Linked DNA regions of Homo sapiens: region 1 is linked to region 2. A link is a loop called in an ENCODE intact Hi-C map of the cell type or tissue named here. Cell type or tissue: dorsolateral prefrontal cortex. All regions are shown on one strand. Links, peaks and the distances in the headings refer to the core of each region. The heading gives the core; the rest is flanking DNA.

Region 1 (2,500 bases), core at 1-2,500, 750 kb after region 2:
CATGAAGGTGGCTATAAGGTGTAATTCATTTGGTCTAGCGCTTCACCCTAACAAGGCGATTTTTCCTCCTAAGACAGGGACTTCTGCTTTAATTTAGAATCTAGCTCTGTACAATTGTTATCAGCTATCTAGAACACTGTGATGCAAAGAATTCTGAGGCTTTTCTGGGACAGGCAGTAAGTTGGTCTGCGGTGCAGGAAGAGGCAATGAGAGACAGCATACTAGGGTGGTTGAGAGCTTGGGTTCTGAGCTAAACCACATGATTTTGGATTGCGGGTCCGCTTTTATATACATCCTAGCTGTGTGACTTTGGGTATGTTTCTTAATCTCCCTGTAACCGAATTCTGTCTTTGCAAAACAGGGATAATAATAGCATGCATCTCGTAGGGTCTTAGAGGATAAAATGAGGTAACCCAGGTACAGTGCTTAGTGCTGGCCCCTGGCGAACCCATTAGTACTGTGTCATCTGACAATCCTGTTGTGAAACAATGCATACAATAGTAAACTCAGAGAAGATGGAAGCTAACAGAATACTTTTTGGGAATTTTTATCATAAAACTTAAGGTAACAATTCTGAAGGGAAAGATCAAGGATAGCAACAGAAGTAGAAGACCCTAATGTAGAAGACACTGTGGATCGGCTATCTTGAAAGGCACTAAAGATGTCCCACAAATAATAACTTTGGGGTTGGGAGGGATCATTCTTCCTTGCCTCCAGCCTGGAAATCTCTATACTGTGCCTTTGGGTCACACAGGTATAGCTAATAGTGTCTTATTGATATCTGCTTTTATTTGGTTCCTTCTAGGTGAGGACAATGTTCCTTATAGTTTGTTGTACAGATGGCGACAGCTGGAAGAGGGTGGGGGTCCATGCATGGTTTTGATGAACTTTCACCTCACACATTCATTTCTTATATTTGATGACATCCACCTCATTTACCTTTGTCAAAAGTAAACCCATTGTTAGAAAGTGAAATACCTGGAGATACTGTCATGTGAATCTAAACTATCCATCCTGTGGGCTGTCTGTGCACCTGAAGCAGCTCCGGGATGCTCGTCAATGGTGTCCAGTCCCGACTCTCTGGAAAGGTTCATGATGTGGTTCTGATAGTACATGTGGATGCTCTCCCGAGTTGGAACATTGCCCTGAGGAGAATGAGACATTGCCACAGTTCTTATGGAGGCATCTACCTGTATAGCCACCTGGCATTTCTCAACACAGACAGCTTTTCATACCCATGCATGCCTGGATAAGGATTAGGACCATGCTAGGCAAGTGGGGATTGATGTCGACTCATTTCATAAGTGGTTTCCAACATTACTAGGTAGATCTAAGTAAATGTCTTCTTATAGGTAGATAATTTTGCCAAATCATAGTAACCTTTCAAGATATGAACTATTATTTTAAAATACAGTCTTTAAACCATATATTTTGTTATTCTGCGTATGTCCTACTTTTTATTATAAAAAAGTTTTAGATCAAACTTTCCAGACTTCAGTGATCAGGTGGGAGAAAACAAACACCACTTTCTACACTTTCTAGACTAAAACTATAATTCTCTATTAGATATAGGGATATAGAACAAGGCAAAGTCTGTACACCTGCAAACTGTGGTGAGGGGAGGGATAGGATGAATAAAGTTGCCATTCTGTGACGTGTGTGTGTGTAGGTGCATGTGCATGACATTTAATTATTTTAATTCTTAGTGTGGAATAGATTTAAATATACAGAAAAGCAAAGGGGTTATGCCACAACTGCCTGGAAAGAAAGGGCTTTGTCTTATCCTACCTGGAGTTTTGGACATTGACTTTTAATGTCTTCTTAATGTGGGAAGGAGCAAAAAGAATTACACCAGCAGTGTTACCTTCTTAATTTCTCTGGTCAGCATGCATCGTTCAATTCTCAGAACTGTAGATATATCAATATGCTCCCTTGAAATGGAGTTAAGCCAAGTAGTGAAACTGTCCACTGTTGCCAGAAATAGGACCCAGGTAAATTTCAAAATATTAAATATCCTCTTGATGATATTATCTAGGAGGAAGAAAGGCAACAAGATGTTAAAGGAACAAAATACCATTGATTTTACTTTTGTGTAGCCCAGCGATGTTTTACCAAAGCTGGACCTGGCTCTTGGCCCGTGCATCTAATAAGGCATGTGACTCAGATACTCATGACGCACGGAGGAGAGCTGCCATGCAGGAAGCTTTTGTGGGGCTTTGCACACACGCAGTGGCAGACCAAATCAGGATAGAACTTGTAATCTTTAGTGGAAACAGAAAGCAGGGCGGCTCCCTGTGCAGCTGACCCTTGAACATGGGTTTGGACAGCGTGGATCCACTCTACGCGTGGATTGTTTTCAGTAAAAGTTACTCCAAATGTGCCTGCCTCTTCTGTTTCCCCTTCCACCTTCTCTCCTCCACCTCTGCTGCCTCTGCCACCCCTAATACAGAAAAACCAACCCCTCTTCTTCCTCCTCCTCCTCAACCCACTCAAGGGAAGG
Region 2 (4,965 bases), core at 1,089-3,588:
TTGCTTTATGTAGGTTTTTAAATGCCAAAGGCAGATATGAAGTAGATTTAATTAAGACTTGACTTCAGCAATACAGGGGAACTTAAAATACTTATTTTTCTTTAAACTGCAGGAGTCACTGTTAGGTATTGCTTAAAAAAAATTGCATAAAAGCTTTGCTTGTCAAGTTAGGATTGCTGGAATACCACTAAAGATTTTTGACTTGTGAATAAATGAGCTGTCATCGCAAAAAGGCGATTTGAGAAATGTGGGCTTCAGTATTAATTGCCATTTTGCTGACACCCAGTGTACCTACCTACCTGAGAAATTTATTTTGTCCATCATGTATTTCTCAAAGCAAAAGGTGGTTTTCAAGTATAATGTCGTTTTCAACATGCTTATTACTTAGTTTTACGTCAGCTCATTTCATCATCATTGATAACTTGTGAAATACTTATCTCCATCCTATGGAATAGGGGAGACGGGTTTAGACAGGTTCAATTAGCTCAAGTCTACACAGCTGAAGTAGCAGAGAAAGTGGGATCTAGATGGTCTGATCCTAGTGATCTACCATATGAAGGACATAGTTTGTGTCCTGGTCCAAGTCAAATATTGACTCCTCACAAACAGTAAGTATGGCAATTTTGTGATGCCTTTGATTCCACTTTACATGGAGTACTATTATTTGTGAAATGTCTTTAAGATTTTTGGTCTTAAATTTTTGAAGACTGCTTTCCCCCTTTATCTCCCAGAAAATTGAGAAGAAGTAAACTCCTGCCCACTAACAATCTCAGTCCGTGAACAAAACCAACATGAACATTCCTAAACAAGAGTGTGTGTTACTCTAAGAAGAAGGCTATAGAATTTATGGAAATGGCTTATGTAACCTACAAGACTGGAGAACAGAATGTGACTGGCCTTTTCTAATGGTCCTTTAAGATTTAATGATTAAAGCAAGAGTTTTTTATAATTGACTTTGTGGTCTAAATTCTTGATACTGTTTATAATTCTACAAAGAACAAAAATTGTTATGTACTATAGGCACTTAAGAACCCTGAGGAAAAATAATACAATGTGTGTGTGTGAGAGAGAGAGTGAGTTACTGACATTGTTCCAAAAAAAAAAAAAAAAAAAAAAAAAATGTGGAGGGTTGAAATGGTAAGGAATTGGAATCTTTTGTATTTTCGAGCAATAAGAATTCCTATTCTTGTTTCAAATAGAGGTTTGTTAGGAATTACAGTTGTGGGGAGCAAACTTTCTTTTTTGTGCTGTTTTAATTCAAAATGTATATCCTTAATTGTATATAATATGTAGATAAATATATGAGGGTATTAAGCTACTTTGAATTAAATTTAAGGATATATTTCACATGAAAACAAATACAAACGAGAATCAAAATAAAGTTTTGCAAAGTATTTCTTTGGGTGCTTTTGTGTACTTTGCCATTGAGCAAATTTTATGAAGTTATTGGGATATTAAGATTTTCTTTTAAAAGTTAAATGTTTAATCAAGTAAATTATCTCTGCAAGGGAGACATGTTCTTGTACACTGGGACTCCCATAGAATCCCTCAGCTGGAGGAGTTTCCCTATGCATGTTTTAAGAAATTATGGAGATTATACATTCTGCAATGAAGGAAATGCCTTAAGAGCCTTAATTTTGAATTGGACCAAGTGGTTCCTTTCTAAGATAGGTGGTGAGTAGAACGGGTATTTCAGGGAGAGGAGTATATTGGCATATGTACTTAAAGGTTCCCGATGTGAACTTTAAGGTGGTAGAAATTTGTGTTCATTGTTATAACATTTGCATCACAAGGTGATGGGGGGAGATAACAGCTACAATAGTATTTGCATTGAGTAGTTAACAAGCCTGTCACATCTATGCATTTGAGGAAGTAGTGCAAATGTTTTCAGCAAATAATGTTTAAACTGCTTAAATATGTAAATAGTTATTTCCATCCAATACTTTGATGTCTAACTCCAAGACAGTACTTTGGAGATACCAATAGCAAATGAAGTTTTACATTTTCATAACGTGTTTCCCATACCACAGTAGTATGGAGATGAGGTGGCTTTAGAATAGTGTTTCCTTTTCCCTTTGCTTTGATTTTTTTCCTTACGAAGTTTCCCCAGCTTTGACACATTATTTTTCCGTATTTGGTTTAGAGCCTAGATATGATTAAAGCCACCTTTATGCCCTTCCCTGTCCACATTTTCGTCTGTCAAACCACGAACCTGAAATTTTTGTCCTTCTTTTGTTTCAATGTTTTGCTGCCTGTGTATGTAATTATATAATCAGTTTTATAGTGTATTTTGCATGTTTTAAAATGCCACGTAGCTGTGTATCTTAGATGATTATTTGTCTAGCTTTACCTTCACCTAACATTTTTTACACCCCCAAACTTCCACCTAATTCCCTTGGGGTTTCTCATGCGTTTCATGTACTAATATATTGTTTTCTCCTTTGAGTAGCAGCTTGGACCCATTGTAGTGACTTTCCGTTGCTGCCAGGGCTAGAACTGAAATTAGCACACCAGTCTCTAGCAAAGGCTGCTGAAGCCTATTGATGATTGCAGCAATGCTGCCACTGCCTGATGTTAGCACAGAGTCTGTTGATCGGTCTGGCACAGATGTAGTTGACATCACTGAAAATCTCAGCTCTTTCCTGAATCTCTTGTGGTTTGTTCTAGGACTCAGACATCAAGTCTGGCCAGAAGACAGTTGTTGAGACAAATGTTGCCCTAAAAGCCACTTGCTACATGTGACTGTACATAGTAACACATAATTTTAGAAGGAAAACGAGTCTAGGGGAAGAGAGATGAGGTGCTTTAAGCACATATGTGGAATCTTCAGGCTGCTTGCACATCCACACTGTTTCTGCATGCGCTGCAGAGTGTGTGTGTGTGTGTGTGTGTGTGTGTGTAAATGGAGAAATGGCACAAAGTCTGGCATTTTTTTTGAAAATTCAAGATTTGGAACAAAGGTCTTGCATTACCACATGGCAACAATTTTCTGGAGCCAAGTAGCAGTTTCCCCTGTAATTCCCATCACTTGTTTTATACTCCGTTTTACTTGTTACCTGCATGATCAGTGTATTCAGCTGAATTTGTGACCCCTGATTTAGACACTAATCATGTATTATAAATACTGAGTACTTCTATATTGGGTACAGGTTGGAGTGGGGGGTGTAGGGTAAGATTATACCAGATTGAAATATTGGGATATGGGCTGGATCCTGTTGTCAGGAGGCAAAACTAGTTAAGCACTTGTACCTGGTCAACAGATAATTGGGCCCAGAATGTCCAAAACATTGTAAACTGAAATAGGCTAAAGTTTGAAGAGCAGTAACTGTAGAGTACCTATTATATGTCAAGTACTTTACATATATTTTATTCTCAGAATAACCTTTCAGATTTATTATTTATTTATTTTTAAGACGGAGTCTCGCTCTGTCGCCCAGGCTAGAGTGCAGTGGCGCCATCTCCGCTCACTGCAAGCTCCGCCTCCCGGGTTCACGCCATTCTCCTTCCTCAGCCTCCCGAGTATCTGGGATTACAGGCGCCCGCCACCACGCCTGGCTAATTTTTTGTATTTTTACTAGAGACGGGATTTCACCATGTTAGCCAGGACGGTCTCTATCTCCTGACCTCATGAACCTCCTGCCTCTGCCTCCCAAAGTGCTGGAATTACAGGCATGAGCCACCGCGCCCGGCCACCTTTCAGACTTTTGAAAAACACAGATGAGAAGCACTTGGAGAAATTCACTGTCCAAACTTAACGGTCTTGGACAAGTCTGGGCCCTTCATCATACCATGCTGCCTTTAGGGAAAAAAGGGGGTGGGAATGACGGTGAAATTGATCTAATGATGTTTAATTCAATAAAAACGAGAACTTACTTTGGTCTCAGTCACTTTTGAGAGTATAAAATAATTTTTTTTTTCTGGTTTTGAAAATCTCAACATCAAAGAATAATATGCCTAAAACTTAATTACCTAATACACCGTACTAGTGGCTAGAAGTTGGCATGTGGCTGCAATATGGTTTCAGAATACAAGCTTTTTGAAATTCAGGCTCTTCATAGCCCACCTGTCAGCAAGTTAACCTAGATTTTTAGCTACGTCAATGGCCTTTAGCGTTATAGTTCCAAATATTAAGCATGAGAGAACCTTGGCAGGAAAGCATTTCAAAGTGGTATGAGTCTGGATGCTGAAATGGGATTGTGGGTTATAATTCCGGCTCTGTCAGTTTACTAGTTGTGACCTTGGGCAGTTTTATTTCTCTCTTGTCCCAGCTTCCTCTGTAAACAGGGTAATAACTATGCCTGTTCATTGGATGTGGAGGGGATTAAAGAAGTACAGCTCTTAGATCAGAACTTGGCACAAAGCAGATGCTCAAGAAATGGTAGCAGTTATCGTATATGTCCATATGAAGTGGAAAATTGGGAAGCTGTCTGATTATTTGGGTTAAAAATTAATATATCTGGACAATGGGTATTTGGCTTGAAGTTTTATTTTTGAAGTCATTAACCAGGTCCGCAGCTGCAGGCATTATCTGTGTTAGGCAACAGCCTTTTATTGAATGCTGGTAGAGGGGCAGCAGGACAAACAGTGTGGGTTTTGGAGGATAGACAGACTTGAATTTGGATCTCAACTCTGCCATTGGCTAGAGACGAACCCTGGAACAACTATGGAACCTCTTTGAGGCGTAGCCTCCTCATCAAGGACACCGTCTGATTTTTACACTCCTCTTTTGTAACTTTGTAAGGTTGTGGTGAAGACTGCAAGATATTTTAAAAATTACGTTTTTACTCTGTTCTTCAATCATATTGAACATGATATTGGGATAATTAAAATTTTTTAAATTTAATGGTAAATTTTAAAGCTTAATGGTAATGAATACTCTTGAGTTAGAAAATGTAAAAATACTGTAAGGGTGGAGGCATTCTTGTAGGTGAGCAACCTGTGAGTGTTAAGAATGATGCATTTCTT

The links. A loop is a pair of places that touch in the nucleus more often than their neighbours do. Peaks named below come from ENCODE experiments on the same cell type or tissue, not always from the same donor. Only the 100,000 strongest peaks of a DNase experiment are listed, where the experiment ranks them.
Region 1: it touches region 2 in a loop (4-fold over the local background); 1 of 110 quality-filtered maps calls a loop at or near these places.

Annotation. Positions count from the first base shown.
Region 1 is chr18:10,713,786-10,716,285 of GRCh38, forward strand. PIEZO2 (piezo type mechanosensitive ion channel component 2) reads right to left here. Exons shown (of 56, transcript NM_001378183.1): 38 at 1,865-2,031; 39 at 979-1,145. Among named protein-coding and RNA genes, the nearest start is that of MIR6788, 45 kb to the right of the region's middle. In dorsolateral prefrontal cortex, for the core only: no CTCF peak of the experiment used is centred there; no DNase peak of the experiment used is centred there.
Region 2 is chr18:9,958,628-9,963,592 of GRCh38, forward strand. It overlaps VAPA (VAMP associated protein A), which reads left to right. Exons shown (of 6, transcript NM_194434.3): 6 at 1-1,394. Among named protein-coding and RNA genes, the nearest start is that of VAPA, 47 kb to the left of the region's middle. RefSeq lists an enhancer at 1,548-2,066. In dorsolateral prefrontal cortex, for the core only: no CTCF peak of the experiment used is centred there; a DNase peak (open chromatin) is centred at 2,556.